Regions from separate parts of the Homo sapiens genome. Here all the other regions are linked to region 1. The links are chromatin loops, found by intact Hi-C in ENCODE. Cell type or tissue: heart right ventricle. All regions are shown on one strand.

The links. Peaks named below come from ENCODE experiments on the same cell type or tissue, not always from the same donor. Only the 100,000 strongest peaks of a DNase experiment are listed, where the experiment ranks them.
Region 2: a loop joins it to region 1, with 4 times the contacts of the local background. A loop is called at or near these places in 61 of 110 quality-filtered maps.
Region 3: a loop joins it to region 1, with 4 times the contacts of the local background. A loop is called at or near these places in 3 of 110 quality-filtered maps.

Annotation. Positions count from the first base shown.
Region 1 is chr16:17,447,944-17,450,443 of GRCh38, forward strand. The region is part of intron 1 of XYLT1 (xylosyltransferase 1); the gene reads right to left. Among named protein-coding and RNA genes, the nearest start is that of XYLT1, 22 kb to the right of the region's middle. In heart right ventricle, no CTCF peak of the experiment used is centred here; DNase peaks (open chromatin) are centred at 1,214 and 1,337.
Region 2 is chr16:17,276,729-17,279,228 of GRCh38, forward strand. The region is part of intron 2 of XYLT1 (xylosyltransferase 1); the gene reads right to left. Among named protein-coding and RNA genes, the nearest start is that of XYLT1, 190 kb to the right of the region's middle. In heart right ventricle, a CTCF peak has its summit at 1,564 (motif pointing right); a DNase peak (open chromatin) is centred at 1,579; H3K27me3 peaks cover 816 bases.
Region 3 is chr16:17,069,843-17,072,342 of GRCh38, forward strand. No RefSeq gene overlaps it. Among named protein-coding and RNA genes, the nearest start is that of XYLT1, 400 kb to the right of the region's middle. RefSeq lists an enhancer at 1,244-1,563. In heart right ventricle, no CTCF peak of the experiment used is centred here; a DNase peak (open chromatin) is centred at 1,257.

The DNA of each region.
Region 1 (2,500 bases):
TTGTGACATGCATCATTGATTGAATAACAATTTGGGGCAAAAGGGTGTGTGCTGAAACATTAAGGAAACATACACATCAATTGTAAAATTCATCCCAGATTTCAGAAAGGCTATTTACTAAATATTAAAAATGTGTATCTTTGGCCAGATGTGGTGGCTCACACCTGTAATCCCACCACTCTGGGAGGCCAAGGCGGGTGGATCACTTGAGGTCAGGAGTTCAAGACCAGCCTGGCCAACATAGTGAAACCCCATCTCTACTAAAAATACAAAAATTAGCCAGGCGTGATGGCACATGCCTAAAATCCCAGCTACTTGGGAGGCTGAGGCAGAATTGCTTGAACCCGGGAGGCGGAGGTTGCAGTGAGCCGAGATTGCGCCACTGCACTCCAGCCTGGGCGCAGACAGAGCAAGACTCTGTCTCAAAAATAAAATAAAATAAAATGGCTGTGAGCCTGGGCGACACAGTAAAAAATGTGCATCTTAAAATGAAGCATATTATCATTATTATCATTATTACAATTGCTGTATTCATTTTAGGTGGGAAAATGCATACAGAGAAGCTATGTGACTGACCGCAGGCCACACAGCCAGCAACACAATCTAGTCCCCACACAGCTCCAGAGGAAGGAGGGAGAGGAAGAGGCAGAGTTGACCAGGCAAATCTCCCTCATCCAATTCCTCCTCCTCCTACAAGAATCAACAGTAATAATAATAATGGAAGATGAGGGTGAGGGGAGGTGGAGGGGGGAGGAGGAAGAGGGGGGAGGAGGAAGAGGGGGAAGGGGAGGAGGGTGGAGGAGGAGGAGGGCAGAGGAAGAGGAAGAGGAGGAGGAAGCAGCAGCAGCAGCATGTTATGGTGCTTAATACAGGCCCAGACACTGTGCTAAATGAGGTGCATGTATTAACTCATTTATTTCTCCTGACAACCCTTTGAAGTGGGTTCATCATCATCCCCATTTTACAGATGAAGGAGCTGAGGCACAAAGACTTCAGTCACACAGCTGCTGGGTGGCAGAGCCAGGCTGCGAACTCCGGCACCTTGGCGCCAAGTCCCCGTGCTTCTCTACTGCATTGCACTTCATTCCACCAACTGAGACAAAGAGGGACGTTTTGGTGGAGAAGGAAGTGGCATATAAGTGTCATGCCATGCCTGGTCTCACCCACACGCCCAAGGAAGTTCCTCTGAACCCACAGAGCATGCCCTGGGCTCCCTCTGATGAAAGCAAGTTCATGCCTCTCTTCCACTCTCTCCTGCTGCCCCAGGCCAGCTGAGCAGGCCAAAGGAGGGCTGGGGCCAAATCTGCAGCCCCATCCTGGGGAAAGGCTCTGACGACAGTAGCCAGCTTCTCACTGCTGTCTGCAGGATCTCAGCAATTCCACGGGCATGGAGAACAGCAGCCCCTGGAGAGGGTAGGAGAAGATTGGGTGTCTGCCAGGCCTGCAGCTGTGGACACTTCCCCTATGGGCTGCGGGGACGGGGCAGGCCCAGCACCTGGAAGAGGGCGCCTCCCCTGTCTGGCTGGTCTTCAGTCCCATCAACGGGACTTAGCATCAAGTGACGTGGTGGTTATGCACACGGGCTTGTGGGGAGCTGTGCAACCTTGCGAGAGTTACTTCCCCTCTCTGTGCCTCACTTCCTCTGTCCATAAAACAGTGACTCTGACAATGCTGACAACACTAGGTGTTGGAAGCATTAAATATAAAACGCCTAACATGTAGTATGTGCTTAATAAATGGTAGCTGCTAATTACTATTATTTATCATCATCAACAGGACTATGCATCAACTACTAAGAACACAGGTGGACCTTAAGGTGCCATCAGTATGGGTGAGGAGCTGACAAGAACCCATGGAACAAGGCATGATTCCTTGTTCTAGAATATCTTTGGCCTTTGGATCTTAAAATGTCATCTTAAAGTGGGGTTCCATAGCTCTCACTTTTAAGACATCTCATCTGATCTTTCAGGCAATTTCTGAAGGAAACAAAAATATTTACTGAGCACCTATTGTGTGCCATTCACTGTTTCCACCACTGGGAATAACCTGATGGAGTTAATGAATCCAAGACCAGCTATGATGGTGATGGCAGTTACTAATAAAAGGTGAGAAGGACCGGGAGTGGTGGCTCACACCTGTAATCCAGCACTTTGGGAGGTGGAGGCAGGCAGATCACTTGAGGTCAGGAGTTCAAGACCAGCCTGGCCAACATGGTGAAACCCCACCTCTACTAAAAATACAAAAATTAGCCAGGCATGGTGGCAGGCGCCTGTAATCCCAGCTACTCAGGAGGCTGAGGCAGGAGAATCGCTTGAACCCAGGAGGCAGAGGTTGCAGTGAGCTGAGATTGCGCCACTGCACTCCAATCTGGGCAACAGAGCGAGACTCCGTCTCAAAACAAACAAACAAACAAACAAACAAAAAAAAAAAGGTGAGAAGGATTCTAGAGTTTATTGTTAGGTAGAAGTGGGAGGTACTGGGAGGAAAGGACTCTTTTCTG
Region 2 (2,500 bases), 170 kb before region 1:
CGATGAAGTTGTTATAAATGTATGCCCTGGAGTCACTCTTGAGGATCTGAAATCCAGCTCTACCACTTCCCAGCTGTGTGACCTAGGGAAAGTCGTTTACCCTCTCTGAGCCTTGCTTTCCTCCTACGTAAACTATCTATAATATCAAAACCTCGCAGGGCTAAAAAGATACGCTGACTTAACCAGTGCAAAGACACAGTTCAGAATAGTTAGCAGTTAATAAAAGGTAGCGGTTACCCACATCATTTCATGCGAACTCCTACAACGACTTTTCATACATTCATTCACAGATATTTACTGAGTGCCAAGTACATCTTAGGTGCTGGGGACATGTCTGTGAATAAGACAGACAGATGCCTGCTCCTATCGAGCTTATATTTTAATAGCATGAGACAGACAACCATCCTACCAACAACTCAATAAACAGATTCTATCACAATGTTGGGCATCTGTTATCTATTTTTATCTATTTTATTTTTATAATTTCAACTTTTATTTTAGATTCTGGGGATCCCTGTGCAGGTTAGTTGCATGTGTGTATTGTGTGATGCTGAAGTATGGAGTATGATTGACCACTTCACCCAGGTAGTGAGCGTAGTACCCAATGGTTAGTTTTCTAACCCTTGTCCCCCTCTAGAAGTTCTCGGTGTCTACTGTCACCACCTTTTTGCTTTTTGTTTTTCCAGACAAAGTCTCTGTCATCCAGGCTGGAGTGCAGTGGCGCGATCTCCAATCACTGCAACCTCTGCCTCCGGGGTTCAAGAGATTCTCCTGCCTCAGCCTCCTGAGTAGGTGGGATTACAGGGATGCACCACCACACCCAGCTAATTTTTGTATATTTAGTAGAGACGGGGTTTCACCATGTAGGCCAGGCTGTTCTCGAACTCCTGACCTCCTGTGATCCACCTGCCTCGGCCTCCCAAAGTGCTGGGATTACAGGGGTGAGCCCCCGGGTTCAACCTACTGTTTTCATCTTTATGTTCACGTGTACTCAATGTTTAGATCCTAATTCCAAGTGAGAACATGTGGTATGTAGTCTTCTGTTCCTGCGTCATTAATTTGCTTAGGATAATGGCCTCCAGCTGCATCCATGTTGCTGCAAAGGACCTGATTTTGTTCTTTTGTATTACCCACTGTTCCCAGATGTGGGAACTGAGGCTCACAGCGGTTATCTCAGCAGGTTTATGAGCCAGAGTTGTCCCACCCAGGAGAGTTTTGGAAGTGAGAGGAGCAACCAGCAAGAGAGGCCGGCTGCCTGGCTGACAGGTAAAAGCTTTGTTTCCTCCTCCTCCTGCCCCTCCTGCCATGATTGACAGAGTGAGACGCCTCCCTGCGAACATGAGGCATCTAGTTCGGGTAGACAGTTTGCTACTGGAGAAGTTCCTTATTCAAGGGGCTGAGCAGTAGTGGCACCTTTTCGTGTATGACCAGCCAGCCGTGCCCAGACTTCTGAAGTCTGGCTGGATTCAGACACCGAACTCCCTTTAGTCCTCAAAGGACCCATGAAACACCCAACACAAGGTGGTTCCAAGAGACCCGGTGGACCGCAGTTGTTCAGGCCACTAGATGGCTCTTTCTGTGAAATTTGCAGAGAGCAAGCCGGCAGCTGCACCTTGATACTGAAGCCGGGCTGCTTCCCTTTGGACAGTCAGGACGCATCTCCGAGAAGTTCTTCTTCATTGCCGCAGGTGGGTGGGTCACTACCTCTTCCTTTAAGGGGTATTCCCATTAAGGCTTTTCACTTCAGAGGAGTTTGACAAGGCGAGACTGGGATTTCCACACTGTCTACTAAATCAAAGTCATTGCCATCATGCAACTTTCTGCTAACTTTCCCAGCTTCAAGGGAAAAGTGGAGCTTCATGGAGCTCCACTTCATCATCTGTTGGCTTCACATCATCCCATCAGAGACAAGCTCCATATAACAGCATCTACTGTTTACCCAAGATTTTGCACGATTCTCTTGTTTCATCCTCCCATTTATCTTTGGTGGAGATATTATCCGATGAGATAGAAAAGTAAACTGTGGCACAGAAAGGGGGTTACATGACTCAGGCAAAGTCGCCCAGGAAGCAAGGGGCAAGGCTGGGATCCATCCTAGGTCTGATTCTGAAGCTTGTACTCTTCACTTTACAGCCTCATCTATGCACAGGGAAGATCCTCCTGAGCTCTGCAAGTGTCCAAACTTAGAATGGGCAACCAAGGCTGACTGTGAACATTTCCTTCCTGGTTGGGCTTTAGGAAGAGAAGCGAAATTTGCCTATTACCTCTACACACCTCCTGAGACCAGGAGAATCCTGGGTGACACCAGGCATTCAAGGATTTCATGATACAGTCTCTCCCTCCCTAATGCACCTTTCAGCGTTGCTACTGGGACAGCATTTCCTGTGCCTTTTTAAATTTAATCCTCTTCACAGCCCTCTCAAGAGGCAGCGCGGCTCTGTGATCAGGAGCATGAATGCTAAAGCCAGACTACCTGGGTTCTCAACTTAGCCGTGCCGTT
Region 3 (2,500 bases), 380 kb before region 1:
ACACGTCAATTTCTCCCCACTACCAGTCCCTCAGGAAGGGCTTAGCTTAGTCATAAAAATGAAACCCAAATTATTAGCAAAGCAAAATCTGCTTCTCTCTTTCCTAGAGAGAAGGAATCCTTCAGTTCTCAAAAACACATGGTAGATAGTTTAAAAAAAAATTGAGAAAGAATTTGAGTTGAACAATTCATATTATAATACAAAGTTAACTTCAGACCATTTAATAATCAAAATTGCAAACAAATTGGTTTGAATTGCAGCAAGACAGCTTTCTGGTTTTCAGGCTTGTGGCAACATGGAATTCCTTTCCTGGAGGTCTTTAGGGAATTGGCTGGATCTACCAAGTGGGCTGGCATAATTATGTCATCTTTGGGTGTGGAGATAGAGAAGTGGATCAAATAAATGGCGTTCACATGTCCCTGCTAGCCTTGCTTGAATACTGTTAGTGTGTAGTACCCACATCTAGGAGATGGCGGTGCAACGCTAAACATTCCAGCGAGGACAGACTCACAAGTGCTCGCATGTCTGGCGGGAGAGGCAGAGGTAGCTGGAACCAGGAACAAAGGACTGAGTCTGGGGTTGGGTTAACTACTGCTTATTTTATTTTATTTATTTGTTTTGGTACAGAGTCTCATTCTATTGCCCAGGCTGGAGCGCAGTGGTGTGATCTCAGCTCACTGCAGCCTCCGCCTCCCGGGTTCAAGTGATTCTCTTGCCTCAGCCTCCTGAATAGCTGGGACTACAGGCGCTCACCACCATGCCTGGCTAATCTTTGTATTTTTAGTAGAGACAGGGTTTCATCATGTTGGTCAGGCTGATCTCGAACTCCTGACCTTGTGATCCGCCCACCTCAGCCTCCCAAAATGCTGGGATTACAGGCGTGAGCCACTGTGCCGGGCCCTACTGCTTATTTTATCCCCAATCCAACCCCAATAAGTTTTGCGATTGCTAGAGACCCCGAAATTGCCAGAGTAGTTGAGGAGTACTCTAACATTTTCTCTGACTCTTAGTTAAACATTGGCAACTTTTCCGAGACTATAAATTTGACTGGGGCCCAGTCATTTCTCTCTTTGTAGTCTGTGAAAATTAACTGAGTCTGCAGGGGCTGCAATCACCGCCAAAAACCGCAAGTGTGGGCTGTTCCTCCACACTGACAAAAATAACAGCTAATTAGGCTGCAACACCCCAAGGAAAGTGAACTTACGCCACCAATCGCAGGATGGCATGCAAAACGTCGCCATGGCAACCGGCATTTACAGCTCTTCAATTTTAATATATCAAAGGCTAAGGGTAATTTCCCAGCGAGAATACAGGAGGGTGGATTTCTCCCCTCTTTATTCTTTCTGCCGGTCTTTTGCCAGTACTGTGAGTACGGAAGCTCTATTCCTGTGGCAACAGGTTTTAAAGGAAGAGAGCCTTGTGAAAGCATGAAACACCTGGCGTGGGACTCCTGGAAATGCTGGGTGCCTCGGGAGGCGCAGGGAGAAAGGCATGGCATTCTTCTTAGAGTCTAGGCTGGGTGAACAGAGCTGAGAGGAGGTGAAGTGTGAGCTGTGAACTTTTGCCCTCAATTGCAGGTGAACTTTCTGTTTGCATAAAAATGTTTTCTTTTCTCCCCTCTTTCCCCTCCTCTGCCCTTCCCTCCCCTCCCCTCTCCTCTCTCCTCTCCTCTCCCCTCTCCTCTCCCCTCTCCTCTCCTCTCCTCTCCTCTCCCCGCTCCTCCCCTCCACGCTCCTCCCCGCTCCTCCCCTCCACGTTCCTCCCCTCCCCTCTCCTCCCCGCTCCTCCCCTCCCCGCTCCTCCCCTCCCGTCCCCTCCCCTCCCCTCCCCTCTCCTCCCATCACCTCCCCTCCCCTCTCCTCCCATCCCCTCTCCTCCCATCCCCTCCCCTCCCCTTTCCTCCCATCCCCTCCCCTTCCCCTCCCCTCCCTTCCCCTCCCCTTTCCTCCCCTCCCTTCCCCTCCCCTTTCCTCCCCTCTCTTCCCCTCCCCTCCACTCCCCTCCCCTCCCCTTTTCTCTTGTTGGCCCTCCCTTTCTTCCTCCCTCCCTTCTTCCTTTTTTACCTCCCTCCCCCTTTGCTTTTCCCCCCCTTCCCTCCCTCCTTCCTTTTTTCCCTCCCTCCCTCCCTGCCTTCTGGTTTTGTTGAGTGCTTACTCTGCATCAGGCACCCAATAGGCATCGTCTCATGTATTCTTCATCACTACATTGTAAGATAAACACTATTCTTATTTTAGAGATGAGGACATTGGGATGACGAGTCCTAATCTCACAGTAAGTTGTAGAGCCTGGATTTAAGCCAAGTCAGACCTCACAACCCAGGACCCTTGTAGTTTGTGTCTCCTCTGTGTTACTAAAACTTACTCTGTAAAAATGGAGGTGGATATATTTATTAAAGTCACTGCCATCACCATCATGAGTTGGTCAGTGCTGCATAACAAACACCCACACAATCTTAGTGGCATGCAGTGAATAAGCATCTACTTTGCTGCAGGATAGGATG